2 separate regions of the Homo sapiens genome follow, and region 1 is linked to region 2. Evidence: chromatin loops called from intact Hi-C (ENCODE). Cell type or tissue: lower leg skin. All regions are shown on one strand. Each heading gives the region's core, and the rest is flanking DNA. Links, peaks and the distances in the headings are about the cores only.

Region 1 (16,520 bases), core at 5,050-9,049, 110 kb after region 2:
GAGACTGGGGGGCTGCCTTCCCTGCGTCCCACTGTGCATCAGCTGACCAGCAAGAGATTTTTAACTATTTTTTAAAAAGAGATTTTTAACTATTCTTCTTATGATGCTAAAAACTTAAAATATTTGGCTAAACCACAATGACTTTTGCGCCAACCTAATAGCTCAATGAATTTCTCTGTTTGGATTCTAATTGGTGTTTACAAGTTTCTGAGTATTGACAGCAATTTTATTTTTTAAAATTGTTTTTCAGATCTCACAGCTGAATTGAAAATGCCTGGTGTGTATTAGAATCTAGCCTATTGTAATCATAGAAGGCAGTACTGTTCAGTAACTAAAAGGCATGAGCTACTACTGATACAAACAGCAGTCCCAAATGAGTCCCCGAAATATTACGAAAATGAAAGGAGCCAGACACGGAGGCGTGCAAGCTGCATGCGCCCCTTTATTTTATCATACTTAGTCTCATGTGTCAATGTAGCGAGGGTATAGTATGTAGTTATTTCATCAGAACTAAGCCAAGTATTGCCACGAGGGTGTTTCGTGGATGTGGTTAACACCCACAGGCAGTTGACTTTGAGAAAAGGAGATTACCCTTGATAATATGAGTGAGCCTCATCCAATCAATCAAAGGCCTTCAGAACAAATACTGAGGTTTCTTGGAGAACAAATTCTGCCTCCAGGCTGCTGTATCAGCCCTTGCCTGAGCTAGCCTGCCGGCCTGCCCTGCTCACCCTGTGCACCCTCTGTTTTTGAACTTGTCAGCCTCCACAATTGTGTGAGTGAGTTCCTGAAAATAAAGCTCATTCCATACACGGTTTCTCTGAAGAATCCTGAAGTTCTAGAACAGGTGAGACTGCTCTACAGTGATTTTAAAAATGGCACAGGGGCTGGGCGTGGTGGCTCACGCCTGTAATCCCAGCACTTTGGGAGGCCGAGGTGGGCAGATCACAAGGTCAGGAGTTTGAGACCAGCCTGACCAACATGGTGAAACCCCATCTCTACTAAAAACACAAAAATTAGCCAGGTGTGGTGGCGCACGCCTGTAATCCCAGCTACTCAGGAGGCTGAGGCAGGAGAATTGCTTTAACCTGGGAGGCGGAGGTTGCAGTGAGCCGAGATCGCGCCACTGCACTCCAGCCTGGTGACAGAGCAAGACTCCATCTCAAAAAAAACGGCATGGGGCACGAGTGTGGGGATTGACTGGAGAGGGTGGGGGATGGACTGGAGAGAGTGGGAAAGAACTCCCTGGGTTGATGGAAGTGTTCTGCATCCTGATGGCCGCAGCTGTTAATGCAGCACGAATGGTTGTCAAGACTCATTGAAAAAGACACTTAAAGTGGACCCATTTTATTGTATGTGAATGATACCTCAATAAAACAGATTTTTTTAAAGGATTGTTTTATTTTAATGGCTGATCTATGTAATCACGGAGGCCAGTATGTACGGACAACGGGGGAGCTTTTATTTTTTGGTATCTTCCTCCTTGGACAAAGTCTTGAAGATCTCCTCCTTCTTGACTTGGAGGCGCTCTTCACGGCGCTTGCGTGCTTCCTTGGTCTTAGACCTGCGAGCCTCAGCCTAGTCAGCCAGGAGCTTCTTGCAGGCCTTGTCTGCCTTCAGCCTGTGGCTGTGTTCCATGAGAATCCGCTTGTTCGTGAACATATTCCCCTTCACCTTCAGGTACAGGCTGTGATACATACGGCGATCAGGCTTCTTCGATTCACGGTATCTTCTGAGCAGCCAGCACGGAATCCTCATTCTCCTCATCCACGTGACCTCCTCTGGCATTCGGGCATTGGCTGTACCCTTTTGCTTACCTATGCCTATGTGCCTGCCCTTCCGGCGGGCCAAGGTGCTTTTCCGGCATCGAGCTGGAATGGACAGTCACTGGCTTGGGGATGATCAGCCCATCTTTGATCAGCTTCCAGATCTGCTGACGGGAGTTGGCATTAGCGAGTTCATTGGTCTCCTTGGGGTCCAGCCAGACCTTCTTCTTCCCACAGCGGAGGACACTAGCAGCGAGCCTCTTCTGAAGCCTGAGCGTGCTCATGGCTGCGGCCACAGCAGCAAAAGGAAAGAGCTCAAATGAATTATTTTAAAGTCTAACTTACCATAAATTTTCTTCAAGTCTATGAAGGACTTTATATCTTAAGAGTCTGCAAATCACACTTCCCCCAAATACCTTTATTTTAAAATATGTTTTATTTAATTTTCTTTTTTTAAATTATTATTATTATTTTACAGAGTCTCGCTCTGTTGCCAGGCTGGAGTGCAATGGCGTGATCTCAGCTCACTGCAACCTCCGACTCCTTGCTTTAAGCAATTCTCCTGCCTCAGCCTCCAGAGTAGCTGGGAACTACAGATGTGCACCACCACGCTCAGCTGATTTTTGTATTTTTAGTAGAGATAGGGTTTCACCATGTTGGCCAGGATGGTCTCTATCTCCTGACCTCGTGATCCACCCTTCTCAGCCTCCCAAAGTGCTGGGATTACAGGCGTGAGCCACCGGCCCGGCCTTTAATTTTTATTTTTTTTGAGACGAAGTCTCGCTCCGTCGCCCAGGCTGGAGTGCAGTGGCGCGATCTTGGCTCACTGCAACCTCTGCCTCTCAGGTTCAAGGGATTCTTCTGCCTCAGCCTCCCAAGCAGCTGGGATTACAGGTGTGTGTCACCACGTCCAGGTAATTTTTGTATTTTCATTAGAGACAGGGTTTTACCATGTTGGCCAGGCTGGTCTCAAACTCCTGATCTCAAGTGATCCATCTACCTCGGCCTCCCAAAGTGCTGGGATTACAGGCGTGAGCCACCGCACCTAGCCTAAAATAATTTTGATTTATTTAGATTTCAACTACTAAATATTATTTGAAAATACCAAATGTGGATTATTTTCAATTTCAGACTTAGTAACAATCTCAGTGTTATCATAGATGTAGCCTATTGGTAGGATGTGCAATCTTTCCATGGAAAACAAACCACATTTAGAAGCTTGCTAATAGGAGGCGGAGGCACCCTGTCTGCCCGGCTTGTGGGCTGGCTGGAAGAGCAATGGCAGGAGGACCTGCACTGAGACTCTGTGATTAGAGGGGCACGTGCTGGTTTGTGTCTCTGACTTTTGACACATGGCTGCCTCGTACTGCTGGAGCCCGGCAAGGCGTTAGATGTCATCCCATCATTCTTCTTTCCTCCTGCCAGAAAAGATCCGATCCTCATATTTTTGTCACATGCTGAAGGAAGGGAAGAAAGATGGGAAGAAATGAAGGAACAGAAAAAAGAAAGGGAGGTAGGAAGAGAGGGATGGACGGAAGGATGTGACTAGCCCTGTGTTGTGAATTGAGAAGGAAAACCCCACAGTCACCTGCTCCTGTCTCCTGGGCCTTTCTTCTCCGGCCTGGGGGCATTTGCCTGTCCCCTTTCTTCCTCTGCACTCCTTCCTTGTTTCAAACAAAAAAAAAATCTCTACACGCTGTATTGAATGTGGTGGAGAGAACATCGGTGTTCCAGGAACAAGAGAGATGTGTGCATGTGTGTGGTCTGCAGAATAATGACCCTCCAAATGTCCATGCCCCAATCCCCAGAGCCAACTTGTGGCTATGTTACGTTGCATGGCTAAAGGGACTTTGCAGATGGCCTTAAAGTTCCAGGATTTAACCTCGGCAGATTATCCTGGATCATCCTTGCGGGCCTAATCTAATCGTGTGAGCATTTCAAAGCGAGAACTTTCTCCAGCTGCAGTCAGAGATTCAGCAGAAAGGAGAGTCAGAGCGCATCAGAGCACGAGAGGGACCTGGCCGGCGGGTGGTGGAGGGGTGCGTGAAGGGCATGAGCAGGAACCTGGGCCGCCTCGGGGAGCCAAGACTAGCCCCTGACTGAGAGCCGGCATGAAGATGGGAATCTGACCAAACGAACAGCATTCAGACCACAGCCTGGAAGAGTCTGGGAGGAGATTCAGTCCGAGAGCCTCCAGAAAGGGGCGTGGGCCTGCTGTCACCTTGATTTCAGGCTCCCACCACCCTAAGCAGAAGACCAGTCAGGCAAAACTGCCCGGCCTTCTGACCTGAGGAACTGTGAGAGAATAAATAGGTGTTGTAAGCCGTTAAGATTGCGGTAATGTGTTACAGCAGGGAAAGAAAGCAAGTACGTGTACATGCAGAAATACGCGGGCTTTCATAGACTCACTCATCTTGCTGTCCCCTGCTGTCCTTGAGCCTCGGTGTCTTGTTCAGTCATTGATTCACGTTGACATGCTGACACCATAGCCGTGTATGAGCAGTCCACTACTAATTGCCCCTGCTTTTATTCAGCAGGGGCCACCTTGTGAGCTGCTGGCAGGTGCAGGTATGAAGAGGGGTCGACTGTGCTCTTAGCGGCACCCTGGACACAGCCCAAGTGTCCAGAATGGCACTGAGCACTTCACCTGCTCCTCATTCAGCGCTTACAAAGCTCTACGAGCTGAGTATTGTCATCCTGCTTTTTCAGATGATGAAACTGGGGCATAGAGGGATTCGATAATTTGCTTAAGGCTTCACAATCACCAAGAATCGAAGTCCAGTTTAAGGTAAGTTCTAACCTTGAGGCTGGGGCTTGTGACCTCGAGTCTGGATGTTATTAAACACGGCGCAGTCCTGGGGCTTTTATGCTTCCGACTCCACCGTCCATGGCGTGGGGAGGCTGCAGGGGAGCCTCAGCACTGGCTCTGCCTGGCAAGAAGGACACCCTCATGCAGTGACCTGGAAACTGAACCCTCTGGTCACTGCCTCCCGGGATCGTCGTGCGTGGGGACAAGAGGATGGTGGTGGGGCAGGATTTTCCACGCAGCTGCTGTGGCTGATTGCTTCGCCGGTGCTGCGGGGAACACACAGTGGATCCTGTGCCGTGGCTGGAGGGGCCGCTCCTGACGCCCCATCCTTGACCTTTGCAGATTGGCCAGGGGAGCACGTCATGTGAACTCCTTAGCCCTTCCTCCCAATAGCTCTCTCTTTCAAGGATTTCCTGTCTTCTTCTCCACATGCGTGGCTGCTGTAGGCTCTGCTCCCCTCGGATTTCTCCCAGTTGCCCTTGGAGCAGCCTCCCGGCAGTTTCTACCGAGGCCCTCTCTCTGGTTCCCAGCTTCCCTCCAAGCCCAGCCACCAGGAAGGAATCCCACCTTCCTGGAGTTTGGTGTTCTTGTCTTCTATGCAGAAGGTTAAGCCCAGAGTGCCTGGCGGCATGGCCCTTGGACCTCACCTTGCAATGGCAGAGGCAGAGGCATGCATTCCTGAGGTCCTTTCCCAGATAGCTGGAGGGGAGTAGAATTGTGGGGAACCGAACCCTGTCCCCTTTTCTTTCCCCGGACTCCTCCCATTGGGTGGAGCAGCTCCTTTTCTTCTGGGCGTGGCCCTTCGCACGGAACCAGGGGACACACTCTCAAAGCCTTCACTGTTCAGTTTAAGATAACGAGCCGAAGTACAGGTGTAAGACAGAAAAATGTGGAAGGCTCCTTGCCCTGTGTGCCAGCTCTCTGTCCCTGAGTCTCTGGGTTGGATGTCTGAGCAGATGTCTGAGAGGACAGCTAGAGGGGGGCCTCGGAGGAGGAGCCAGTCTGCCACAAGCGGCCCCCCCCCCGCCGGGCTGGGTACACTGGCACCTGTGGTCGGCTGGAGAACGGCCCCCCAAGGACGTCCACGTCCCAATCCCTAGGACCTGTGACAGCAGCCTCTGGAGCACAGGGACTGTGCTGATGTGATTGAGTGAAGGATCCTGAGACGGAGAGGATCCTGGGAGACGCGGTGGCCAGGGGGAGTCACAGAGTGGGCAGGAGGGCTGGAGAGGGAGGAGAGGTGACTCAAGCAGAGGCTGGCGGGCTGGCCACCGCGAGGAGGCAGGCGGCCTCACGGTGGGAGAGGCAAGGGCTGGCGACTCCCCTGGATCCTCCAGAGGGCACCAGCCCTGATTTCAGCCCTGTGAGGCTGCTTTGAGATTTCTGACCTGCAGAATCTTACGAGGACATTTGTGCTGTTTTAAGCCACTAAATTTTGGTCACTAGGTAGAGCAGCCACAGAGAATGAATATGCGTCCCCAGGGAAGTTGGAGAATGTGGGGGCTGGGGGCCAAGCAGCCACTTTAGGAGCCTTGGAGCAGTGGCCTCAGCAGAGGCCCCGGGCCCTCCTCAGGAAGGGGACGCAGCTGCAGGGCACCAGGTTGCCCCAGAGTGTCCCCGAAGGGCGTGGAGAAGCTCCTGCTCCCCTATGTGGGTGAGGACTGAACTCAGCCTGCCTGTGTGTGTCTGTGTCCATATGTGTCCCTGTTGGGGCGTGCGCCTCTGTGAGTGTATCTGTCTCCGTGTGTGTCTATCTCTGTGAGTGTGTCTCTGTGTGTCTACTGTGTGTGTCTCTGTTTGTGTGTGTGTCTGTATGTCTCTGTGTCTGTGTGTGTGTGTCTCTGTATATCTCTGTGTGTGTATCTCTGTGTGTCTGTCTCTGCGTCTCTGTCTCTGTGTGTCTCTGTGTGTCCATCTCTGTGTATATCCCTGTGCGTGTGTCTCTGTGTGTGTCTGTCTGTGTGTCTGTGTCTGTGTGTGTGTCTCTGTGTGTCTGTGTCTCTGTGTGTGTGTCTCTGTGTGTCTGTCTGTGTGTGTGTCTGTGTGTATGTCTCTGTGTCTCTGTCTCTGTGTGTGTCTCTGTGTGTCTCTGTCTCTGTCTGTGTGTGTGTCTGTGTGTATATCTCTGTGTGTGTCTGTCTCAGTGTGTATCTATCTCTGTGTGTCTGTGTCTGTGTGTGTGTGTCTGTGTGTGTCTGTCTCTGTTTGTGTGTCTCTGTGTATATCTCTGTCTGTGTCTATCTCTGTGTGTGTCTGTCTCTGTGTGTATCTGTCTCTGTGTGTCTGTGTCTGTGTGTGTGTCTGTCTCTGTATCTCTGTCTGTGTCTCTGTCGCTACGTGTGTCTGTCTCTGTGTGTCTCTGTGTATGTGTGTGAGTGTGTAGGCCCTGAAGAGGTCTTGTGGTCACCATGAGGGGCCCCCACCTGAGGGTGAAGAAGGGTGTTGGCAGAGGGCTGGGAGGGTAGATGTGGGTCTGAGAGACGCCAGTGTGGACGCCTGCTAACGGAGAGCCAGAGCCCTCCCCTGTGAGAGACCAACAGAGAGAAAGAGGGACGGGGACCCCAAACCAGTGTGTTTATACAGATTTGACAGAGCTCGGGCCTAATATGAACCCTGAACCCAGTTGTAGAATGGTGCCATGCTTGTTGCCTGATGTTTGCAGACTGAGAAAGACAAACCCCCTGGGTGTGTGTCTCACCAGCACACTAGCTTTGTTCAGTGGGGAGGCCACTTCAGCACCTGCTCCCTAAGGCCTCCCCCAGTGTCCTGGGCCCGGCAGTGAGCGCGGGAGTGATGCAGGGGCACAATGACCCCATGGACGGCTGCAGAAAGAATGGGAAAGACCTGCGTTTCACCCACCTCCATGCGTATGTGAGCCTTGAGGTACAATCATCCCACCGTCAGAGATTTACTCATGTGGCCTCAAACAAAGGAGAAGGCAGTGATGGCTTCTGAGCAGATGGTGCTTTTCCCAAGACGGAGTTGACAGGATCTTAGAGCATGTCTGGGATTTTAGTTACTCCAGGCAAGGGAACCCGCACGTGGATCTCAGAATTGTGAATATACTAGTGTAAATCTAGGGTAAAGGTTGTTGACATTTTTTAAACCAAGATGATACCCTAATTGTTTTTTAATTTTTCAAATAATTATTTTTATTTTGTTTTAGAGAAGGAGTCTTGCTCTGTCACCCTGGCTGAAGTGCAGTGGGATGATCATAGCTTACTGCAGCTTTGAACTCCTGGCCTCAAGTTATCATCCTCCCTCAGCCTCCCAAATAGCTCGGACTACAGGTGTACGCCACCATGTCCGGCTCCTAATTGCTTTTTAAAATTAATGGACTTTATTTTCTAGAGAAGCTTTAGGTTTACAGAAATTGAGCAGATGGTACAGAGAGTTTCCATATACCCCCTTCCTCCACACACAGATACAAATTCTGCTATTAGTCATGTTTTGTACTAGTGTAACTAGTAATTATTGACATTAACTACAATTGATGAACTGCTATTATTGATATCTTGTTATTAACTAAAGTTCATAGTGCACATAAGCGGCCACTCTTTGTGTTGTATAGTTTCATGAGTTTTCACAAATGCATCATGTCATGTATTCACCATTATAGTATCATATAAAACCGTTTCATGGCTGAGCATGGTGGTTCACACCTGTAATCCCAGCACTTTGGGAGGCTGAGGCAGGAGGATTGCTTGATCCCAGGAGTTTGAGACCAGCCTGGGCAGCATAAGAAAGGAAAACTTAGCTAGGCATGGTGGTATGCACCTGTAGTCTTAGCTACCCAGGAGGCTGAGGCGGGAGGATTGCTTGAGCCTCTTAGCTACCCAGGAGGCTGAGGTGGGAGGATTGCTTGAGCCTCTTAGCTACCCAGGAGGCTGAGGTGGGAGGATTGCTTGAGCCTGGGAGGTCAAAGCTGCAGTGAGCCATGACTGCATTACTGTGCTCCAGCCTGGATGACAGAATGAAACCCTGTCTCAAAAAAAAAAAATCATTTTACTGTCCTAAAAATAGCCTGTGCTCCACCCATTCGTCCCTCCCTGCCCCCAACAACCCCTGGCAACCATTGCTCTTTGTATTGTCTTTATAGTTTTGCCTGGAATGTCATGTAGTTGGCTTCATATAGCCTGTGGCCATTCCAGATTGGCTTCTTTTAATTAGTAATAGACGTTGAAGACTCCTCCAGGTCTTTTCACAGCTTGATGACTCATTGTTTCTATTGTTGAATAGTATCCCACTGTATGACGCACCACGGTTTTTTGATCCATTCACCTTTTGGAGGACACCTTCGTAATTTCGACTTTTGGCAATTGTAAGTGAAGTTGCTATAAACATTCATTTCAGGTTTTTGCATGGACATGTTTCCAACTCATCTGGAATAATTCCTAGGGGTGTGGGTGCTGGATCCTATGGTAAGAGTGTGTTTAGCATTGTAAGAAACTGACAAACTGTCTTTCAAATTGGCTGCACTATTTTACATCCCCACCAGCAATTAATGAGAGTTCCTGTTGCTCTTCATCCTTACTAACATTTGATATTGTCAAATTTAAAGTTTAGCCATTCTAATAGGCATGCAGTGGTATCTCATTGTTGTTTTATTTTATTTTATTTTTTTGAGACAGAGTATTGCTCTGTTTCCCAGGTTGGAGTGCAGTGGCATGATCTTGGCCCACTGCAACCTCCACCTCCGGGGTTCAAGTGATTCTCCTGCCTCAGCCTCCCAAGTAGCTGGGATTACAGGTGGGAGGCCACCACGCACAGCTAATTTTTGTATTTTTAGTGGAGATGGAGTTACACCATGTTGGCCAGGCTGATCTCGAACTCCTGGCCTCAAGTGATCCACCCGCCTTGGCTTCCCAAAGTGCTGGGATTACAGGTGTGAGCCACAGCACCCGGCCTGTTGTTTTGATTTTCAATTACTTAATTATGTATGATGCTGAGTATCTTTTCATATGTTTATTTGCCATGTGTATATCTTCATTTGTGAGGTTCAGATCTGTTGCCCATTTCAAAATTGGGTTGTTTGTGTTCTTACGGTTACATTTTAAGAGTTCTTTGTATATTTTGGATACAATCTTTTATAAGGTATGTGTTTTGCCAGTTCTTTTCCAGTATGTGGCTTATCTTTTCATTCTCTTAACAATGTCTTTCATGGAGCAGAAATATTTAATTTTAATGAAGTCCAACTTATCATATTTTTCTTTTATGGCTTATGCCTTTGGTGTTGTATCTAAAAACTCGTCTCCAAATCAAAAGTCACTAAAATATTCTTCTATGTAATCTTGGGGGAGTTTTATTGTTTTGCATTTCACATACAGGTCTATGATCTATTTTACACTTATTATAGCTGAAAGGCCAAGAAGCAGTCAGGTCTATGATCCATTTTATTTATTTATTTATTTTTGAGACAGAGTCTGGCCCTGTTGCCCAGGCTGGAGAGCAGTGGCATGATCTTGGCTCACTGCAACCTCTGCCACCCAGGCTCAAGCGATTCATGTGTCTCAGCCTCCCGAATAGCTGGGATTACAGGTGTGTGCCACCACACCCGGCTAATTTTTGTCTTGTTAGTAGAGATGGGTCTCACCATGTTGCCCAGGCTGGGCTTAAACTCCTGCCCTCAAGAGATCTGCCCACCTCGGCCTTCCAAAGTACTGGGATTACAGGCGTGAGCCATGACGCCCAGCCTAAGAGGTTTTGTTTTTGTTTTTTTTTTTGTTTTAGAAATAATTCACAGGTGGGGATAACTTCATTTCAAAAATAAAAATATCAGCTTTATGATATTCCAAAACATGGTTTTGTTCTCTAGATTATACAAATCAGGCAGCTCTAAGGCAGTTCTGAGCCTAAATATCAGCAGAAGGCACAGAACGGAAGGCATAGACTCTGTTCGAAGTGTCTGGTAATTTCCCTTCACTGGGAGCCTATTTGAATTCAAATTATGCACAATAAGTGTCAAGTCTTCCCCCATTTATCTGAGTAACTTAAAAATCCTGTGCAGTGAAACAAGATCTCTGTACATCAAAGTCCCCTTAACCATGTGAATCTTCTCACGTTCTCATGGGAGGAAGTGCCAAGTTGACTGATAAGATGACTTTCTGCTTGCTCCAGAAAGAAAGGCTCCTCCACTCCCAGAAGACGCAGCGTGGGCCTTTGTCTCTTCCCTTCTCCCGCCACCGGCTCGGATCCGCCTTCTCCCTGGGAAACCATCATGGCACTCAGCACTTTGCTGTCTGCCGAGTGGGTCACCTCCTGAGACGTGCCACTGACAGGGCAGTACACCATTAAGAGGGGTGACTCATTCTCAGGGGTCCGGTACTGAGTCTTCTGTCAATACATTCAAACAAAAGGCGTTATAAAACCAACTGAAAACAAGAAATTCTAGAATGTGCCCTTTCCAACTTGACCCACGCATGCTGGTTCAGGGAGCACTTCAAGTCCTCTGAGCTCTAAAAATAAGCCTCAGTGAGTGTCCATGAGCCTGGGGGTGTAAGACCAAGACCCTGGCTCCTTGGGATCACGGTGGATGGGAGTATAACTGGAGATGCATTGGCCCCAGGCGGCCCACCAGAAGCAGGGTGGACAGATAGCTGGGTGGAGCTGGGGCAGGGCCACCACCCTCCTGGCCAGGCTGGGGCTGGGCACTGGGAATCTAAGTCATGGTATTCCCAGCCCAGCTTTAATTCGAGGACCCCGCGTGCATTTCCAGCCTCTCCGGGTTTGTTTGCTCATCCTTGATAAGTCACAGTTCTTGCTCTGCTGACCTACCTGCCATAAAGAGTTATGAGGCCAAAAGAAAATAAATGAAAGCTCTCTGAACACTGGTGACGTGCTTCCTACCTGTGAAATGCTCTTACTGTGAATCTTTGCAGAGCTGGGAAATCATTTTCTGGGCCCAGCTCTTACTGTCGAAGTACAAACAACCTGAGAAACACTGCAGACCCGCAATCCTGCCAGCTGAGCCCAGGCCTGCAGATACACACCCTGCAGAGCGCAACCCTCCGGCCCTGGGCGCCTCCCAGCCAGGGCGCGGCTGCCCTCTGCTGCCTCCTGCTGGCCGAGTGTGAGCAGCCCCTCAGCGCAGACTTTCCTTCCAGTCTGGCAGGTTTAGCCCCAGCGGGAGGCGGCATCACCCCAGTTCCTACAAACGACCTCGGGAATGGAAAGCGCACCCGGGCCGAGGCCCGCGCTCCTGCCCGTGCTGACCATGTGGACACCCAGGGACTTGGGGCAGGGCGCGGAGGCTGCCTGGATGTGTGGCGCAGGCGCCTGCGTGGAAACACCAAGTCCAGAAACCCTGGCTCTGGCGTGGGCCGCAGCAGGTGTCTGTGTCCCCCCCAGCAGGTGTCCGTCCCTCCCCAGCAGGTGTCTGTCCCTCCTCAGCAGGTGTCTGTCCCTCCCCAGCAGGTGTCTGTGTCCCCCCAGCAGGTGTCCGTCCCTCCCCAGCAGGTGTCCGTCCCTCCCCAGCAGGTGTCCATCCCTCCCCAGCAGGTGTCTGTCCCTCCCCAGCAGGTGTCTGTCCCTCCCCAGCAGGTGTCTGTGTTCCCCCAGCAGGTGTCCGTCCCTCCCCAGCAGGTGTCTGTCCCTCTCCAGCAGGTGTCTGTCCCTCCCCAGCAGGTGTCTGTGTCCCCCCAGCAGGTGTCCGTCCCTCCCCAGCAGGTGTCTGTCCCTCCCCAGCAGGTGTCTGTCCCTCTCCAGCAGGTGTCTGTGTCCCCCCCAGCAGGTGTCCGTCCCTCCCTAGCAGGTGTCTGTCCCTCCCCAGCAGGTGTCTGTCCCTCTCCAGCAGGTGTCTGTCCCTCCCCAGCAGGTATCTGTGTCCCCCCAGCAGGTGTCCGTCCCTCCCCAGCAGGTGTCTGTCCCTCCCCAGCAGGTGTCTGTCCCTCTCCAGCAGGTGTCCGTGTCCCCCCAGCAGGTGTCCGTCCCTCCCCAGCAGGTGTCCGTCCCTCCCCAGCAGGTGTCCGTCCCTCTCCAGCAGGTGTCCGTCCCTCCCCAGGAGGTGTCCGTCCCTCTCCAGCAGGTGTCCGTCCCTCCCCAGCAGGTGTCTGTCCCTCCCCAGCAGGTGTCCGTGTCCCCCCAGCAGGTGTCCGTCCCTCCCCAGCAGGTGTCCGTCCCTCCCCAGCAGGTGTCTGTCCCTCTCCAGCAGGTGTCTGTCCCTCCCCAGCAGGTGTCTGTGTCCCCCCCAGCAGGTGTCCGTCCCTCCCCAGCAGGTGTCTGTCCCTCCCCAGCAGGTGTCTGTCCCTCTCCAGCAGGTGTCTGTGTCCCCCCCCCAGCAGGTGTCCGTCCCTCCCCAGCAGGTGTCTGTGTCCCCCCAGCAGGTGTCTGTCCCTCCCCAGCAGGTGTCTGTGCCCCCCCAGCAGGTGTCTGTCCCTCCCCAGCAGGTGTCTGTCCCTCCCCAGCAGGTGTCTGTGCCCCCCCAGCAGGTGTCTGTGCCTCCCTCCCAAGGCAGGTGTCTGTCCCTCTCCAGCAGGTGTCTGTGCCCCCCCAGCAGGTGTCTGTCCCTCCCCAGCAGGTGTCTGTGCCCCCCCAGCAGGTGTCTGTGACTCCCTCCCAAGGCAGGTGTCTGTGACCCCAGAGCAAGTGGCCAGTGCCTTTCCTGGCAGGCCTCACCAGGAATTCTTCTGTCCCTTTGAGCTTCTCCGTAGGAAGCCAGTGGCACTGCCTGACCTCTTTTCTGCCAGTACCACTGTTTCCTAAGGTGAGTGCCCTGGGGTGAGTTTTTCTGGGGTGAGATCTCCTAGCGTAGGTGCCTCTGGGGTGAGCATTCCTGGGATGAGTTCTCCTTGGGTCAACGCTTCTGAGGTGAATGCTCCTGGGGTGGGTGCCCCTGGTCCAGGAGCCCAGTGTTTGCCACACACTTCCTCACCCCTTGGAGAAGGCTCTGAAGAAGCTGGGCGTTCAGTAGGAGAGACATGGGTGAACCAGGGAAGGGACAGGGAACCCAGCAGGTACATCACAGCCGGGTGAGCATGGTCACACTACACACACCACAAAACAACATAGACACCCCACACAACACACAACACGCCACACACACCACAAAACCACACACACACCCCACACAACACACACACATGCCACACACACCACAAAACCACACACACACCCCACACAACACACACACATGCCACACACACCACAAAACCACACACACACCCCACACAACACACACACACGCCACACACACCACAAAACCACACACACACACCCCACACAACACACACACCCCCACACAACACACACACACGCCACACACACCACAAAACCACACACACACACCACACAACACACACACGCCACACACACCACAAAACCACACACACACCACACAACACACACCACAAAACCACACACACAACACACACACACACACGCCACACACACCACAAAACCACACACACACCACAAACACACACACACACGCCACATACACCACACGACCACACACATCACACACCACACACCACAAAGACCACACGCAAAACACAACCACACATACACCACAAAACCTCACACACAAAAACACAACCACATACACTCACCACACACACATCACCGCATACACCACACACACACCAAAGCACACACCACATGCACCACACACCACACACATACCACATACTACACACACGGCACACACACACACAAAACCACACACAAAACACAAACACACACATACCACATTCCCACCATACATCACACACACACCACACAAGCACACATCACATGCACCACACTCCACACACACCACACACACATTACATATGCCACACACACCCACATTTCACACGCCATGCACACCACAAAACCACACAGAAAACACAAACACACATACACCATAAAACCACACACACAAAACCCACCATACACACTACACATGCACCACACACACAGATGCACACCACACATCACATAGCACATACACACCCCACACATCACAGCCCTCCCACATACACACACCACACATACTGAAAACTATACACACACACACACTACACACACACGGCACACATCACACTCCCCACCACACACTGCACGTGTGCACACACACACACTCACATACACCACAACACTCAAAGGCGTGGGCTGGTGCCAATGTGCCAACCCCACAGGTGCCTGCCCCCTGGGATGAGTGTGCCCTGGAAGGAGGCGGTCAGGGAGATATGGGTGGGCACCCCTGCGACTCTGCACAGTGTTTGGGGCTGCCAGGGGCTGGCGGGGGAATGGGGAGCAGGATCCTGGCTGGGCCCTCCAGCCCCCCACTGACTTTTCAGGCCATCTTGGCCATTTCTAGCAGGGTCCATGTGGCGTGGCTACAGGTTTTGGGCCACTCACCATGCCGGGCATGGCCAACTCACTGCCCTCCAGCCTCAGGGAATGCTCCAAGAAGTGGTCTGCAGGGAGCCCTCGTTTTTCCTGTCATCAGACCAGACAGATGTAGCCCGTGTGGTACTTGGTGTGCATGGTGCTTGGTGAGTGTGGTATTTGGTGAGCATGGTACTTGGTGTGCATAGTACTTGGTGAGCCTGGTACTTGGCATGCATGGTACTTGGTGAGTGTGGTACTTGGTGAGCCTGGTACTTGGTGTGCATAGTACTTGGTGAATATGATACTTGGTGTGCATGGTATTTGGTGAGAGTGATACTTTGTGTGCATGGTACTTGGTGAGTGTGATACTTGGTGTGCCTGGTACTTGGTGAGTATGGTACTTGGTGTGCATGGCACTTGGTGAACATGGTACTTGGTGTGCATGGTATTTGGTGAGTGTGGTACTTGGTGAGCATGGTACTTGGTGAGTGTGGTACTTGGTGTGCATGGCACTTGGTGAGCATGGTACTTGGTAAGCGTGGTACTTGGTGTGCCTGGTACTTGGCATGCGTGGTACTTGGTGTGCAGCCACCTCGGGGAGTAGCCTTGCACCCACTCCACAGGGACAGGCCTCTCTTCTGCCAGCCTTGGACTGGGCTGGATGTGGAGGAAGTCTGCTGTATCTTACAGCAACGATTCTTCCCATTGAGGGGAGAGGCCATTTCTCTTACTGTCTCCTGTCTCCAAAGAAAAGGAGGAAGTTAGAACTGAAAAATAACAGACTGATCAGCGCCACTGGCCAGGCCTGAAGGTTAAAGATCAACCCTCACCCTAAATCACTTGTGCTATCTATAGATCACAGACAATGGCATGGAGAAATGCTCGCCTTGCTTACCCCCACCTAGTCACGTACCCCATGCTTGCTCAATCTATCATGACCCTGTCACGTGGACCCCTTAGAGTTATAAGCCCTTAAAAGGGCCAGGAACTCTTTCTTTGGAGCTCAGTTCTTGAGACGCAAGTCTGCCGATGCTCCTGGCTGAATAAAGCCACTTCCTTCTTTAACCCGGTGTCTGAGGGGTTTTGTCTACGGCTCGTCCTGCTACACCACGATGTCCAGTGTCGGGGGGGGCATTGATTTCTCTGTTCTCTGGTGGATGTGGAGCTGTGTGAGGGTGGAGACCCCTTCCTACCATGGTGGTCTCCAGTCCTAAGCCCAGGGCTCAAAGCATGGTGTGGAGGAGGTGATGTTTGATATGGGGCAAGTGTCCCTGGTCATTCAGTCTCAGGATGTTTCCCCCCACCCTGTAACCAGGAAGCTCCCCAGTGCTTTAGAAGGTGGCTGCAAAGTTGCCCAGGGCAGGGCCGGCCTCTGCTCCACCAGAGCAGGGCTCAAGGAGGGAGAAGAGGAGCCTGGACCCAGTGTGGCCTCCCAGGGGATGTGGGCAGCCTCAGGGAGCGAGTATGGGGTGGGGCTGCGCTTCCAGGGAAAGCTGATTGGCCAGAGGCCTCCTGGTCCTCACTCTCTGCTGCCTCAGAGGGGAGGGAGATGATGGCCTTCTCTTCTCCTGCGCAGCCTCTCCCTGTTACTAGTACCCCCCCGAGTGATAGAAGCCCCCTGCAAACTAGCTGGG
Region 2 (16,520 bases), core at 6,598-10,597:
ACTCCAGCCTGGGCAACAAGAGTGAAACTCCATCTCAAAAAACACACACACACACATAGACACACACATTCTACTGTTCTTACACACTTTGCATGTAAAGCTGTTTCTAGCAGTCTTAATTGCATGTTATAATGGTGAATTTTAATGTAAGACCTGGTAAGTTATGTTCTGATACAGTTTGGCTATTTCCAGCACAGCCAGGGGTGTGGCCAACTCCACAAGTCCCCAGACCTTACCTAGCTGGAAAGCAGGCAAGTCCAACAATTTTCAAAACCCAAAGAAACAGTTTATGACCTTAAAGCATTTAGCAAACCTAATATTTGAACATATTTTAGACCATACGTTTACATTTTGAAGACATTTGTATTTTACCAATAATCTTTAAAACCATTTTTATTTCCCAAAGATTGCTAAAGTCACATGAACTAAAGGGCATTACACTTTCTACTTTTCTGACAAAATATTGGATTTAAGCTCTTATTATTATTAAACCAATTAATTTAAAACTTCACAGAGGAGATTCACCAGTTTGCAGAGAGAGAAAGAGGCCAGAGACTGACGTAAGAAATTCTTCCCCTTTTGCCGGCGTGCCAGGTTTCTGGGTTCTCTCTCCCTGAGCGGCCCTGGCGGCCCTGCCTGACTGTATGCAAACAAACACAAGGCCATGAATTCAGAATATTCACAGGTATAGTTGACACTTTTTGAAGAAACTCAGCAGAGAAAGAAAGATAACTCAAATCCTATTTGTAAGAATATACTCAACACGCTTAAAGTATCAGGAAGCCTAAAATCCCCAAAGTTCATTTAAGGATAAAAAGCTGGTGTACTCCATTAATTCCTGCATCCCGACAAAGGTAGCTTGGGAATTCCAGATAAATGGAAGGAATGATGACTTCCTAAAAATGCAGAAGAAACAAAATAACTATTCACAGAACGGAATAAAAGTCTTCACTCACATGGTTTTATATATGTAGATACACAAGCAAAGCCAGAGAATAAACAGCAAATGAATGAAAACTAAAAGCAAAAACAAATAAAAAACCAATCCTAAATTTTCATACTAAATGTGCCCTGGAGGCTATGGTTACGCAGGGCCCCAAAACACCCACATAATGAATATTCTATTCCTGATACATGATGTAATGTCCTTAAGTTTCCTAATATCATTAGACCTTCTGCGCAATCCAGAAATCCACTTTAGGCACATGACTGAGAAGTACTCCAGCACTACCCACACTAAACAAGAAACAATTTTCCAAAGTGTGAAGCATGTATGTGAAAATTGGCTTCACACTAAATCCAGCTTCATGCTTAACTATATTTTAAAAAAAAAAATTGCCAAGCTGCTGATGCATTTTACAATACTTCTTATTTTACTTTAATCAAGACTAAGAGCTTTAACTATGAAAATGTTAATTAGCCAAATGTCTCCAATTCTCTGTCACGTTTTAAAGATTTTATTATTTAAACTTTTTCCACATCTTTCTCCTGTACTTAATGGTTCCTTACTACATTGTTTCAGAAATAACCTTTTCAAATCTGTAATTTGAACTTTTAGATAACTTCTGAATTAGACAAAATTATTCTTTTTTTTTTAAACTAATAACGTAACCCTTTCTGGTACATTTTGTATACAGAATTACATGTTAACTAGAATTTTATCCTTAGTAACCTAAAACTTCAGTGAAATCCTAAAAAGCAGGAAATCCTGAACTATCAGATATTGGCATTTATAGATAAGAACAATTTCACAATTTCAGAAATATATTTCCCCATATCACAACCCTTTCTTTATTGGAAATGACCCAGATATTGAATGAGCATCAAAAATAACTTTAAGATTTTAATTTACACAAAAAGTTTACCTAAAACATTTATTTCATTCACTGTACTTAATTTTTACTTTCAACAAAGGAGACAGGAGATGTCAGTCAACATATTCAAAATGAACATTGGTTTGGTCCAGAAAGGTGGGAAAACTGGAGGCAGCAGGGAGGAGGCTTAGGGGTTTTTAGATCACAGGTGGGAGACAAACAGTTGCATTCTTCTGCGTTTCTGATTAGCCTTTCCAAAGGAAGCAATCAGATATTCATCGATCTCAGTGAGACTCTGAAAAGAATGGGGGGCAGGCTTGCCCCAAGCAGCTGCCAGCTGGAATTAATGCTGACATTTTAATCCAGCAACGACAAACATCAAATTCAGACAACATGTATGCTGACAATTTTGAAGGCATTTCTATTTTTATTCCACCACTAATTTTAAAGCTAGCTTGTTTACTAAAGTTATACTTGAGTCATGTGAAGTTGAAAATTGCTTAGACTTATTTACTTAATTTATGAGCACTCTTTTACTTATAAGCCAATTTGGTAGACACAACATATAACAATAAGTGTACATACAAATAAACACATCTAGACGTGTATACACACACATAAATGAAGACCCAATAGCTTGGAACCTTAGCTGTGAGATTGCAGTACAAGCTCGCCGGTTTGACTTTGCCCCAGTAGGTAATCCAAGGAAGGCTGGGAACCAAAATTTCGGGTAAAGCAGTCTCAACAAAGGCTAAACCTCCCGAGACTCCAAGGAGCACTGGAGCCAAACAGTACCAAAGGAGGGTGTCACGTTAACCAGGCCCCCTGCTTAGAACAGCAGCACAAAACCCTGGATCCATGCGACGCCATCCCACTTTCCCATTAGACAGTAAACTTCAGATTCTAAAAAATTTGGGGGCCAAGCAGCATTGCAACCGTGAGAGAAAATTCTAAGGAGGGCTTATTACTAGACCTCAGAACCTCTGCTGAGAATGTCCTCTTTGAAGAGCTTGAGGTCCGGAGGATCCCCTGAAGTGTCCTTCTGTGGGGTCCAATCTTAGAGCTCCAAACGTCTCTGGCCTTAGGTGGGCACCGGTGCCGCTCTGCATGTGTTCCCTCCAGCGCCCACTATGAGCTTTCCTTTGGTACCTGAGTGTAATCCCTGACTTTTAGCATCCTTATAATTTCATAAGGCCATGCTTTTCCCTGCTTCCTGTTCCATGAACTTTAAAGACAGGAACTGGAGGCTGGGTGGGTTTCCTTTGCCCTTTGCCAGTAGAATAGGGGAAGGGACGAATTTAGCATAAGAAAGGTTTTTTTTTTTTTTTTTTTTGAGACAGAGTCTTGCTCTGTTGCCCAGGCTGGAGTGCAGTGGCGAGATCTCCCCACAACCTCTGCCTCCCAGGTTCAAGCGATTTTCCCGCCTTAGCCTCCTGAGTAGCTGGGATTACAGGCACCCACCACTACACCCAGCTAATTTTTGTATTTTTAGTAGAAACGGGGGTTTCACTATGTTGGGCAGGCTGGTCTCGAACTCCCGACCTCGTGATCCGCCCACCTCAGCCTCCCAGAGTGCGGGGATTACAGGCATGAACCACCCTGCCCAGCCAAGAAAAGGTTTAAGTTGCCTGAAACGCGTGCGAGTTTGCTCCGAGCTGCGTCACACTTAGGGATCAGGGCCACGTGTCGAAAATATATATATATATATATATATATATATATATAAAGGCCTTTCCCCTTTGGGGCAACTATTCCCATTCGTTCCTAGGCCCTCAGGCAATACCGGGGTGTGACCCCAGCCAATTGCCCTCAATTCCAAGGAGCTACTAGGCAACAGCCACTGAAAGACTGAAAAAGAGAGGAAAAAAAATGAAAAAGACCCTGGTCCCTTAAGCAAATTGGTGGTGGCAGTCAGGTTTCTCCACATGGAAGCCCCTTAGTTTCACTGGCCACCGCCGGAAACCTACAGTTGCTTCCATGTTTAGGCGCTACCTACACATGGGTCCCAGTTTGGAAAGGAAAAGAGAGAGAAAGAGATTGCCCTGGATGAAGCAGAAAGGAAAAGGAGAAACAAACTTTGGGCTCACCTCTTTCTCCTGGCTGGCTTGCCAAAATATGTTAACGGTGGAGCGCGTCCAGGTTCTTGGTGTCTTGAACAAAGAATTGGACAACACGCACAAACAAAGCAAGGAAGAGATGAAGGGATCTATTGAAAATGAAAGTGCACTCCACAGGGTAGGAGCCGGCCCGAGCATAGGGGCTCAAGGGCCCCGTTACAGAGTTTTTGTGTTTAAATACCCTCTACTTGGGGTATGTCCTATGTAAATGAAGAGGATGAAGTAAAGTTACAAAGTCGGTGTATAGCCCTATGGAGAGGATATTTCCTGTTATAGTCAAAGTGTGAATCAGCCTCATGCTTCCTGCCTGCAGACCCTATTTTCCTGTCTCAAGAGGACAGCTTCAGCCAGATAAGGTGGCTCACTCCTGTAATCCCAACACTTTGGGAGGCCGGGGCAGGCAGATCACTTGAGGCCAGTTCAAGACCAGCCTGGCCAACGTGGTGAAATCCCATCTCTACTAAAAATATAAAAATTAGCCGGGCGTGGTGGCGTGTGCCTGTAATTCCAGCTACTCAGGTGGCTGGGGCCGGAAAATCCCTTGAACCTGGGAGGCGGAGGTTGCAATGAGCCAAGATTGTGCCACCGCACTCCAGCCTGGGTGATAGAGTGAGACCCTGTCTCAAGAAGAACAAGAGGTGGGGACAGCTTTGACTCCCTATAATTTCATCCCTGAGCCAACCAATCAGCACTCCCGACTCACTGGCCCCCTACCCACCACATTGTCCTTAAACACTCTGATCCCTGAGTTTTCGGAGAGACTCATTTGAGTAACAATAAAACTCCTGTCTCCCACATAGCTGGCTCTGGGTAAATTACTCTTTCTGTATTGCAATTCCCCTGTCTTGACAAATCAGCTGTCTAGGCAGTGGGCAAGGTGAAATCCACTGGGCAGTTACAGCAGGTGTTACAGGAAAGCAGTCCCAATCCAGACTCCAAGAAAAGGTTCTTGGATCTCATGCAAGAATGAATTCAGGCCAAGTCCACAGTGCAAAGCAAAAGCAAGTTTGTTAAGAAAGTGAGGACTAAGCTCTGATTTTCTCATCTTGCCCAAATTCCTGTCTCAGGGGTCTGGGGAGTCATGCCCTACAAACCATAAATTCTCATCAGATGGGTTTTATTTAATCCTATATATTGTGACTTACTTTCCAACCTGACCCTGGCATAATTTTATGAGACAAGGAAGAAAATCAAAATATTTAACCCCAAAACATGTTTCTCTGCCATATCTTGAGATGGCCCTACAAAGCTGTCCTTCGTGGGGGAAAATGTGCAACTGTGAAGAATCTCTAGAGACACAGCCAGATCTTTTCTTTCCAGGCCCTCCCAATCCTAAAGAGGTTAACTAAGAGTCTAACACCTTTTGAACATCTGAATAGGAAAAAATTGTCATCTATTGTCTCTAAGGGCAGCCACTATGAGACTTCAAAAGAACCTTGGTCTCCACAATCTTTTATCTTAACCTGAATATTTCCTTTCTATGGTTCCCAGGTCTTTAGAGAAACTCAACCAATTGTCAACCAGAAAATGTTTAAATTTACCTATAGCCTGGAAGTGCCCTCTCCCACCCCCACCCCCACCCCCTCCCACCCCCACACCCACCCCCACCCCCACTTAGAGTGGTCCCGCCTTTCTGGACCAAACCAATGTATTTCTTAAATGTATTTGATTAATGTCTCATGCCCCCCCCACCCCACCCCACCCCCCGCTCCATAGAAGATATAAAACCAGGCTGTACCCCGACAACCTGGGGTGCAGGTTCTCAGGACCTCCTGAGGGCTGTGTCATGGGCCATGGTCACTCACGTTTGGGTCAGAATAAATCTCTTCAAATATATTACAGAGTTTGACTCTTTGTTGACAAAAGTGGTGAAGGAACAGATACTCCATAGACAGAGTAGGGTGTTCCCAAAAGTAAGAGGAGGAATGTGTCCACCCACAGTACAATACTTGTTTATACACACGATAAAAAAAGATCATGGGGAGATGTGCTCTGCTACGAGGGTTTGTGATGAAGAGTTACTGTTCTTAATTACTATATTTTGCAAGAATCGATATTATCTTTAAAGCAAAATTAGGACTGCTTCTGTTCTCAAGATATTGGGATATCAGGACACTCTTAAGTCTGGATCTGTTTAGTAAATGTTGTCAATCTTTTCCCTTAACCAGAAACATCTAGAGGCTGGGAATACCTAACTTTCCGGCACTACAGCCCAGCAAGCCCCAGCCTCCTTTCCCAGCCCTCACTCAAGATGGAGATGCTCTGGTTTGAACCCCCCAACATGAGGAGCCCCCTCCCAGGGAAGGAGGCTCAGAAGTGGGAACTGTGGCCCCCACTGCCATCCTCAGCCTCTGTCCTCCTCTCAGTGCCTTGGGGCTCAGGTGGACTAAACGGACTAAACGGGGCCTACAGCACCCCAGTGTAACGGCCCAAGGGTTCACCTGGCCTGCTGCCTAGACAGAGCCGATTTACCAAGACAGGGGAATTGCAACAGAGAAAGGGTAATTCACACAGAGCCAGCTGTGCAGGAGACCAGCGTTTCATTATCACTCAAATTGGTCTCCCCGAGCATTCAGGGAGCAGAGTTTTTAAGGACAACTTGGTGGGTGGGGGGAAGCCAGTGTGCCAGGAGTGTGATTGGTCAGAGATGAAGTCACAGAGAGTTGGAGCTGTCTTCTTGTGCTGAGTCACTTCCTGGGTGGGGGCCATAAGAGCAGATGAGCCAGTTTATGGATCTGGGTGGTACCAGCTGATCCATCAAGTACAGGTTCTGGACAATATCTCAAGGGCTGATCTTAGGAGCAGTTTAGGGAGGGTCAGAATCTTGTAGCCTCCTGCTGCGTGACTCCTAAACCATCATTTCTCATCTTGTGGCTAATGTTAGCCCTACAAAGGCCATCTAGTCCCCAGGCAAGAAGGAGGTCAGCTTTGGGAAAGGGCTGTTACCATCTTTGTTTAAACTATAAACTAAGTTCTTCCCAAAGTTAGTTCAGCCTACGCCCAGGAATGAACAAGGACAGCTTGGAGGTTAGGAGGAAGATGGAGTTGGTTACGTTAGATCTCTTTCACTGTCTCAGTCATAATTTAGCAAAGGTGGCTTCACCCCGAAAGAATAGCAAATCATACTCCTGGAGTAGCTTGGAGGGAATTTAGAGCAAATATATTAATTGTTTTTACCCCTAAGAGGGATCATAGCACACCATAAACGTATGACATTCTTGGCCAGGCACAGTGGCTCACACCTGTCATCCCAGCACTTTGGGAGGCAGAGGCAGAGGGGTTACCTGAGGTCAGGAGTTCGAGACCAACCTGGTCAACATGGTGAAACCTCATCTCTACTAAAAATACAAAAATTAGCCGGGCACGGCGATGCATGCCTGTAAGCCCAGCTACTCGGGAGGCTGAGGTAGGAGAATCTCTTGAACTCAGAAGGTGGAAGCTGCAGTGAGCCGAGATCGCGCCACTGCACTCCAGCCTGGGTGATAGAGCATGAGTTTGTCTAAAAAAAAAAAAAAAAAGGCTAAGGTGAATTGGCGCCTTATGCAGATGAGGGGATGCCCTGTGGCCACTCCAAGGCCCTCGCCCTCTTGGTGGAAGTGGGAGGGCTGTAGGGAGAATGGCCTTTGATCCTCTGTTACGGGGTGGGGAGATGTTTTTCCTTTTGATCCAGCGTTGAGAAGTCAGCACAAATTGGCCTCAGATTCCCTGCCCCCAGACCCTGGTGTTCTTCCTTGATTCAGCACGCATTGGCCTGAAGTCCCTGCCCCCAGACCCTGGTCTCCCGCTCCACTGTCACGTGCGTTGCTTTCTGTAATCCTCGGCAAACTCAGTGAAGTGGGTTTTAGCACTATCTGCATTTAACAGACGGGAAGAATAAGGCCCATGGGGTGGCCTTGGAAATACTGCACACACTCTCTGTACACTTCTCTCTTTCCTTTATCCCGTTCCGGCAGGACTGGGCTCTGTGCTCTGCCAGGAGTGATGCAGAGAGAGGGAGCAGAGGACCCACCAGCCTGCACATTTTCCAGATGCTTCTCCCGAAAGCCGAGGCTCAGGGAAAGGCAAAGAGGGTCTCAGGGCAAAGAGCATGCCCCGAGGATTGGGGGGTGTGCAGTAGCCCCTCCCAGATGGCAGCCAGGGATGGCAGATGCTGGAGCAGCCAGCTGAGGGTGCCTGGGGCCACCCGCACGGGGCAGCTCCATTCCCAGCCAAGCTTGGGGCAGCAGAGTCCAGGGGACCACAGGGCCACCCGATGGACGTCTGCCAGCAAGCTCTGAAGACCGATAGTCCATTCCCTCCCCAAGGAAGACCACAGCCCTGGGCACACCCCCAGGGAGGACCTTTCCTCCCACCAGCTGAGTGCAGAGGGGCCTCAGAGGCAGATCAAGTTGTTACACATGACAGGGGGCTATTTCCTGAGAGATAACACCTGGCAGCTGTGAGAGGATCAGGTGAGAATTCGCAACTCTGGTTCAGGGAAGGGAACAGAGGGCGGGGCTGTGGGGAAAAGGCGCTCACTAGGGGATGAAGAACTCAGCATCTCTTCTATGCAAGATAGTGTACCTTCCACGAGCTCCTTTATTTTTTTAGAGACAGGGTCTTGCTCTGTTGCCCATTCTGGAGTGCAGTGGCGAGATCATAGCTCCTGTAGCCGTGGCCTCCCAGGCTCAAGTGATCCTCCTGCCTCAGCTTCCTGAACAGCTAATTTTTTTTGTAGAGATGGGATCTCACTTTGTTGCCCAGGCTGTTCTTGAACTCCTGGCCTCAAGTGATCCTCCAGTGTTGGGAGTACAGGAGTGAGCCAGCATGCCTGGCCTTTTTCTTTCTTTTGAGGCATTAATGTTGTCGATGAAAAGAGTCGAACTCTGTAAAATATTTGAAGAGATTTATTCTGAGCCAAACATGAGTGACCATGGCCTGTGACACAGCCTCAGGAGGTCCTGAGAACATGTGTCCAAGGTGCTCGGGCGCAGCCTGGTTTTATACCTTCTACAGGGGCATGAGACACCAATCAAATACATTGGTTTGGTCCAGAAAGGTGGGATGACTCAAACGGGGGCTTCCAGGCCACAGGTGAGTTTAAACATTTTTTGGTTGACAATTGGTTGAGTTTGTCTAAAGACCTGGGACGGCTAGAAAGGGAATATTCAGGTTAAGATAAAAGATTGTGGAGACCAAGATTCTTCTGAAGTCTTCTAGTGACTGCCCTTAGAGACAATAGATGACAAATGTTTCCTATTCAGATGCTTAAAAGGTGCTAGACTCTTAATCCTTTTAGGATTGGGAGGGCCTGGAAGAAAAAGATCTAGCTATGTTACTAGAGATGCAACTTTTCCCCCACGGAGGACAGCTTTGCAGGGCCATTTCAAGACATGGCAAAGAAATATGTTTTGGGGTAAAATATTTTGATTTTCTCCCTTGTTTCATAAAATTATGCCAGAGTCAGGTTGGAAAGTAAGTCACAATATATAGGGTTAAATAAAACCCATCTGATGAGAATTTATGGTTCCCCAGACCCCTTAGATAGGCATTCGGGCAAGATAAAAAAATTAGAGCTTAGTCCTCAATGTCAATGAGCAAAAATGGTGATAGGAGAAGAGAGAATGTGCCCAGCTGGGCATCCTGGCCTCCCACCTCTGTGTGGGCAGGGAGGATGGCAGGTGTGCGCCTGCGTGGCTGGAGGCAGGACAGCCAGATAAGGTGCAGCCTTGGTGGTAGGTGGGGTATTTGCTAATTCCTGGATGTTGGGAGCAGACATGGGAGAGCTGGTGTCCAGAGCTGCCTTGCGGAAGAGTACACAGCCAGTGTCTCTTACCCTCTGAGCAAATTGCAGGGGTGACTTTTCCCAGCAGCTGTGCCAGATAATGCTGTTACTGGTGGAGGGTGTCCAGGTTCTTGGTGTTTTGAACAAAGAATTGGACAAAACACACAAAGCAACCAAAGAAAAGCAGATGTATCAAAACAAAAGCCCACTCCACAGAGTAGGAACAGGCCAAAGCAAGAGGCTCAAGATCACGGGTTACAGAATTTTCTGAGGTTTACATACCCTCTAGAGGTTTCCCATTGGTTACTTGGTTTACACGCTATGTAAATGAAGTAGCGGCCTGCAACCAGTCTGATTGGCTGAGGAAGGTGGCCAATCACAGGCTGAAGTGAAGTTACAAAGCTACACATGAAGACTTAGCCGGAGACCAGTCTAATTGGTTGAAGGAGGGGAGCAATCAGAGACACTTTCATTTTTCATCTGCAAAGCAGAAAAGTGAGGCTTGCAAAGGGAGTAGCCTCTGGTCCGTTTGTTACTTGGGTGTGGAGAGATGAGGGTTTTCCTTTTGATTCAGTTCTAGGTAGTCAGAGAGAATCGGCCTTAGGTTCCCTGCCTCCAGACCCTATTCTCCCTGCCTCAACGCTGCTCTCTCCTGGTGATCCTAAGCCTGAGTCCTGCCTGCACCTGGATGTTTATTCCATAGTCACCCCAGGCACGTGAGCCCCACTCAAAGCCTCCTTCCCTGCCTTCCTACCTCCCGCGGGCTCCTCTTCCTGTAGCTGTGTCTTGGCAAACAGCACGGCCCCCTCTTTAGTCACCTGAGCCAGCCTCATTCTGCCGGCAAGTTTGGCTGTTCTTCAGCTGAGTGTCGACGAAGAGAGTCGGACTCTGAAATATTTGAAGAGATTTATTGTGACCCAAATATGAGCGACCATGGCCAGTGACACAGCCCTCAGGAGGTCTTGAAAGCATGTGTCCAGCCAGGCACGGTGGCTCATGCCTGTAATCCCTGCACTTTGGGAGGCTGAGGAGGGTGGATCACCTGAGGTCAGAAGTTCGAGATCAGCCTGATCAAATATGATGAAACCCTATCTCTACTAAAAATACAAAAAATTAGCTGGGCATGGTGGCGGACGCCTATAATTCCAGCTACTCAGGAGGCTGAGGCAGGAGAATCGCTTGAACCCGGAAGGCGGAGGTTGCAGTGAGCCGAGATCATGCCACTGCACTCCAGCCTGGGCAACAGAGCAAAATTCTGTCTCAAAAAAAAAAAAAAAAAAAAAAAAAAAAGAAGCAGCAGCATGTGCCCAAGGTGGCCGGGGTGCAGCTTGGTTTTCTGGATCAGAGGCTACTCCTTTTGCAAGCCTCACTTTTCTGCTTTGCAGATGAAAAATGAAAGTGTCTCTGATTGCTCCCCTCCTGCAACCAATTAGACTGGTCTCAGGCTAAGTCTTCATGTGTAGCTTTGTAACTTGCAGCTTGGTTTTATACATTTTAGGGAAGCATAAGATATCAATCAAATACATTTAAGAAATACATTGGTTTGGTCCAGAAAGGCAAGATAGCTGGGGTGGGGTGGGGGGGGGTGGGGGGATGGGTGGGGGGGCGAGCTTCCAGGCTATAGGTAAATGTAAACATTTTCTGGTTGATAATTGGTTGAGTTTGTCTAAAGTCCTGGGATGGATAGAAAGGGAATGTTCAGGTTAAGATAAAAGATTGTGGAGACCAAGGTTCTTTTGAATCTCATAGTGGCTGCCCTTAGAGACGATAGATGACAAATGTTTCCTTTGCAGATTTTTTTTTTTTTTGAGATGGAGTGTCACTCCGTCACCCAGGCTGGAGTGCAGTGGCGTGATCTCAGCTCACAGCAACCTCTGCCTCGCAGGTTCAAGCCATTCTCCTATTCTCCTGCCTCAGCCGCCCGAGTAGCTGGGACTACAGGCGCGCACCACCATGCACAGCTAATTTTTGTATTTTTTAGTAGAGACAGGGTTTCACTATATTGGACAGGCTGGTCTTGAACTCCTGACCTCATGATCTGCCCACCTCTGCCTCCCAAAGTGCTGGGATTACAGGCATGAGCCACCGCGCCCGGCCCTATTCAGGTCTTTAAAAGGTGCTAGATTTTTAAATCTCTTCAGGATTGGGAGGGCCTGGAAGAAAAAAATGTAGCTATGTTACTAGATACTCCATTCTTTACAGATGTAGATTTTCCCCCACAAAGGACAACTTTGCAGGGCCATTTCAAGATATGGCAGAGAAACATGTTTTGGGATAAAATATTTTGATTTTCTTCTTTGTCTCGTAATGTTATACCAGAGTCAGCTTGGAAAGTAAGTCACAATATATAGGGTTAAATAAAACCCATCCCATGAGAACTTACGGTTTGTAGGGCATGACTCCCCAGACCCCTAAGATAGGAATTTGGGCAAGATAAAAAAATCAGAGCTTAGTCCTCATGAGTTACTGGTCATCAGGGCCTTCCCTACAAAGCCTGGCCTGGGCCCCCTCAGTGTACCCCAAAAGAGCTCCACCATTCTCCTTTGACCCAGGGAAAGGGCTCGGCTAGAAGCGCAGGGCTCTTGGAGACAGTGTCTCTGAGCTTGGAATGCGAGCTCTGCCACTCCAGACGCAGCCTGGGGGCTTCCACCGAGGGGCAAAGCTGTTGTGCCGGGCTGGCTTTTGCTGGGGCTCTTGCGGAGGCCAAGGCTCAGTCCTGCCAGCTCTCGGCTCCAGCCAGTGCTCTGTCTTCCACTTGCCCAGCCAGGGGCCCCGAGGGCTGTCACACTGGCATTTTCTGGGTCCCCTTGGAGGGACCACTCTTCCCACCCTCCTGCCCCTGCTTGGCCCCTCTAGCTGATCACTGATCCTGTCTGTTTTTGGTGACGCAACGCGAAATGAGGCCAGCACTTACAGCCATGAGGGCCTGTTTCCGAGTCCCAGTTCATGTGGCCATGGACTATCTGAGCCTCAGTCCCCTCCTGTGCGAGATAAGGAAAGCACACCTCCCCTCGCTGGCTATTAGGAGGTAACAACACAGGGCAGGAGTGTCAGGCACAGGCACCACCCACCAAGCACTGTAATTTGCCAGGCACCAAATGCAGTGCCCTCGTGAACTCACGGAATCATGGCAGCCTCAGAGGGCAGTGCTGTTGTGGTCACCCTCATTTTAAAGATGGGGACCTTCACAGAGGTGAGTCGCTTCTCCAAGTGACACAGCTTCTTAGTAGCAGAGCCCAGATACCAGCCCTAGCTGTCCCCTGCTTTCTGCTCCCCTGCTATCTGCAGACTCTCCCACTGCCACCTCACACAGTGGCAAAAGCCTGTGTTCTCTTCTCTACTCCCTGCTGACCTTTCCCCATCGCCACCACGTGTCAGCAAAACTGTGGACTTGTGCTTTGAAAGAGACAGAGCCGGGTGTAGCGGCTCATGCCTGTAATACCAACATTTCGGGAGGCCTAGGTGGGAGGATCACTTGAGGCCAGGAGTTTGAGATCAGCCTGGGCAATATAGTGAGAACTTGTTTCTACAAAAAATAAAAAATTAGCCAGGCCTGGTGGCACATGCCTGCAGTCCCAGCTCCTTGGGAAGCTGAGAAGAGGGGATCCCTTGAGCCCAGGAGGTCAGGGCTGCAGTGACCTGTGATTGCACCACTGCGCTCCAGCCTAGGAGACAGAGCAAGACCCTGTCTCTAAAAACTAAAAATAAAAAAATGAAAGAGACAGGGTCCACGGGACAGACGAGTGTTAGGCATGTTGGTCCCATGTCAGTGTGCAGTGAAATTGACAGGAGGCACTGGCTTTGGGCAGGGCTCCCGCACTAAGCCCAACAGACCAAACCCAAACAGGGTTGTTTGCGCTGAGTTTCCACACCACCAAGAGAAAATTGTTTGAGCTTCTAAGAAATCAGGAGAGAAGGAGATCGTAGCCAAATCCCCAAACAGGCCAGTTTCAGCTAGCACAGTAGGGAAGCCCTCTGCTTAAACCTTTAACTGTGAAAAGACCAATCAGCTTTCTGTTCTGGTTTCTGCTTTCCTCGGCCCTTTTCTCTATTTTATCGAACGAGGTGTTGCCCATTCTAGAAGAGCAAACGCAAGCCAATGAAGGCCTCTAAACTAGATCTGCTGTAACTCTGTCTTCTGACACTACCTTGACTGGTTATTCCAGCCAGAACATTCTGCAATCTCTCACGGAGGAGCAACGGAGCTATTGCTTCATGTACCCAAGGACAAATAAACACGCCCGCCCAGCACTGCTGGGATTCCGGCCTGGGGGATCACGTCTAGCCTCCGGCAGGAATGTGACTTGAATCTAGTGGCTGCTTCCTGTTTTGAAGGTTTTCCAGCAAGCAGTCCAGCCTCTTTTCAAAGATCACCCTCTGCTTTCCACTCACCAGCAAAGTACAAGTACACACTCGAGACATGTTTGTGTGCACACTGTTTACAATGCGGAATATTTCATCATACCAACTCCTAACAATAGCCCCAGCATAGTACAAATATCATTGTGAATTCATAGAAAAGTGTTTTCCTGCAAGAGGGAGGGAGACAGATCAGTCTGCAGGCGCACAGCTGGGTGCCACAGAGGTGGAAGAATTACCCCTCCAGCGCCCGCCCCCTGATGGTCCCCTGTGCATATAGTGTCACTGATGTTTGAAGGTAACAGAAGAATTACATTCATTTGAATAAGCCCCCACCCACTTTTGCAGCTTTGCGAGTTATTAATAGAAGAGAAACAAATCACTTGTATTGTTCCTTCCCCCAGTGTTCTTCCCCACCCCACACCCACCACCGGGTGAAAATCTGGCCCCGTTTTCATGCCCATTTTCGATTTGGTCTCACTGAAGTAATTTTTGTGTCCTGGCCGGTGTAACCATCAAAACTCCCAACTTTACTCTGAGTTGAAATGCCTCCTGCTCCAGCCTGGGCTCTGCCCACTTCCTCTCCAGTTGTAGCTCCTGACCCTCTGGGGACAGCCCAAAGGCCAGCGGCAAGGGCCGGGGGTCTTTGCTGCCTACACACTGCTTGGGCTCCCAGGTGACCAAAGCTGACTGTCCCTCTTGGGCCACTTTTTCGGGGTCTGGAGTCTCTCTGCCTTCGGGTGAATACTTCCAGCCTCCTTCAGTTTCACTCTTCCAGGTCCCCACTTCAGGCAGATTCTAGACAAGCCCAGCCCCACTCCCCTTCACATGGGGTCCCCCTGGGTCCCAGAAGCCAGGTCCTTGACCTGCCTGCAAAGGTGCAGCTTCCCGCTCTGCTCAGCAACCTTTCATTTAGAGGGGCAGGCAGTGTGATCCCAGCTCTGCCCTCTCTGTGTGCCAGGACACGAGGACATGTTTGGGTGGTACCAGGCTGGGGAAATGTAGCAGTCAACAAGTGTCCACTTGAGCTGGTGGCCATGAATTTAAAATGAAACCAATCCACATGGCTGTGTCTCCTCTCTTTCCACTCCTGGCAGCTTGGGTGCAGGCCCGGTGCCCAGCTGGGCTTGGCCAACTGGGTGAGAGGGACAAGGCAGCTGAGGGTGCACTCCAGGGAATGAGCAGATGGAGCTGGACTAAGGCGTGAGGAGCTACAGGCAGCGAGGGGCCGTGGAGGGGAAGCAGGCAGGACCGAGACCCCTGAGCTGCCAGTTCCCAGCAGTGAGCACAGCCGGAGAGGAGGAAGGGCTTCATTGCTTCAGCATGACGTCCCTGCGGCTGCTAAGGCTGCGCGTCTTTTCAGTTCATTGGCCATTTCTCTGTTTTCATGAGGTGCCAGTTCTTTTTCGACTTACCAGATTGTACTGCTGGGGCCGGGTATGGTGGCTCACGCCTGTCATCCCAGTGCTTTGGGAGGCTGAGGCAGGTGGATCACTTGGCTCAGGAGTTTGAGACCAGCCTGGGCAAAATGGTGGGACCCTGTCTCTACAAAAAAAAAAAAAGAAAGAAAGAAAGAAAAAAAAATTAGCTGGGCACAGAGGGGTGCACCTGTAGTCCCAACTACTCAGGTAGCTGAGGTGGGATGGCTGCTTGAGCCCAGGAGAACGAGGTTGCAGTGAGCTGAGATCACACCACTGCATTCCAGCCTGGGCGACAGAACCAGACCCTGTCTCAAAAACAAACAAAAAAAAAGATTGTGTTGTTTGTACATTTACTGTGATTTTTAGATCCATTTGCATATTCCGTTACTAATCCTTTGCCTATTATGTGGGTGGTGGATATCTTTTCAGTTCAGTCATGGAGTGAATGTACAAAAATCCATTTTACCTCAATAAAACGGATGCGCCACTCTGTAAAAAAAGAACAGTATAATTCCTGCCTGCATGAGTCCTGGACAGTGTTAAACGGGTCATTCAATGGCAAGTGCTCAGAACATTGTGGGGCCCAGATAAGGCAAAGGAGAAGCTGAGCTGTCTTTATGATCACCGTTATGATCAGTTTTGTCCTTTAAGAACACGCTATGTCTTATAATCCTTAGTAATGGCTTCTTTTTCTGTTTTTAGAGAAGACCCGGTCAGCTTGGGTGCAGTCCTGGGTAGGATCTGGGGGCCCTGAATAGTGTCTGTTATATTTTAACATAAAGTTTTATGATTTTCTTTGTACGTGTCTTGAGTCTTGAACATTTTTCTTTTTTTGAGACAGGGGTCTCACTCTCTCACTCTGTTGCCCAGGCTGGAGTGCAGTGGTACGATCTTGGCTCACTGCAGCCTCGACCTCCCAGGCTCAGGTGATCCTCTGACCTCGGCCTCCAGGTAGCTGGGACCACAGGCACCTGCCACTATGCCCACCTAATTTTTTGTATAGATGAGTTTTTGCCACGTTGCCTAGGCTGGTCTCGAACTCCTG

Evidence for each region. Hi-C counts contacts between places; a loop is a spot of excess contacts. Peaks named below come from ENCODE experiments on the same cell type or tissue, not always from the same donor. Only the 100,000 strongest peaks of a DNase experiment are listed, where the experiment ranks them.
Region 1: it touches region 2 in a loop (2.9-fold over the local background); 6 of 110 quality-filtered maps call a loop at or near these places.

Annotation. Positions count from the first base shown.
Region 1 is chr10:131,880,645-131,897,164 of GRCh38, reverse strand. It overlaps the pseudogene LOC100134362. Among named protein-coding and RNA genes, the nearest start is that of PPP2R2D, 12 kb to the left of the region's middle. In lower leg skin, for the core only: a CTCF peak has its summit at 6,880; no DNase peak of the experiment used is centred there.
Region 2 is chr10:131,995,321-132,011,840 of GRCh38, reverse strand. LOC124902525 (a long non-coding RNA gene) reads right to left here and starts at 15,500. Exons shown (of 2, transcript XR_007062339.1): 1 at 15,470-15,500; 2 at 376-896. RefSeq lists enhancers at 1,802-2,326, 4,437-4,961, 14,825-15,811. In lower leg skin, for the core only: no CTCF peak of the experiment used is centred there; DNase peaks (open chromatin) are centred at 8,060 and 8,880.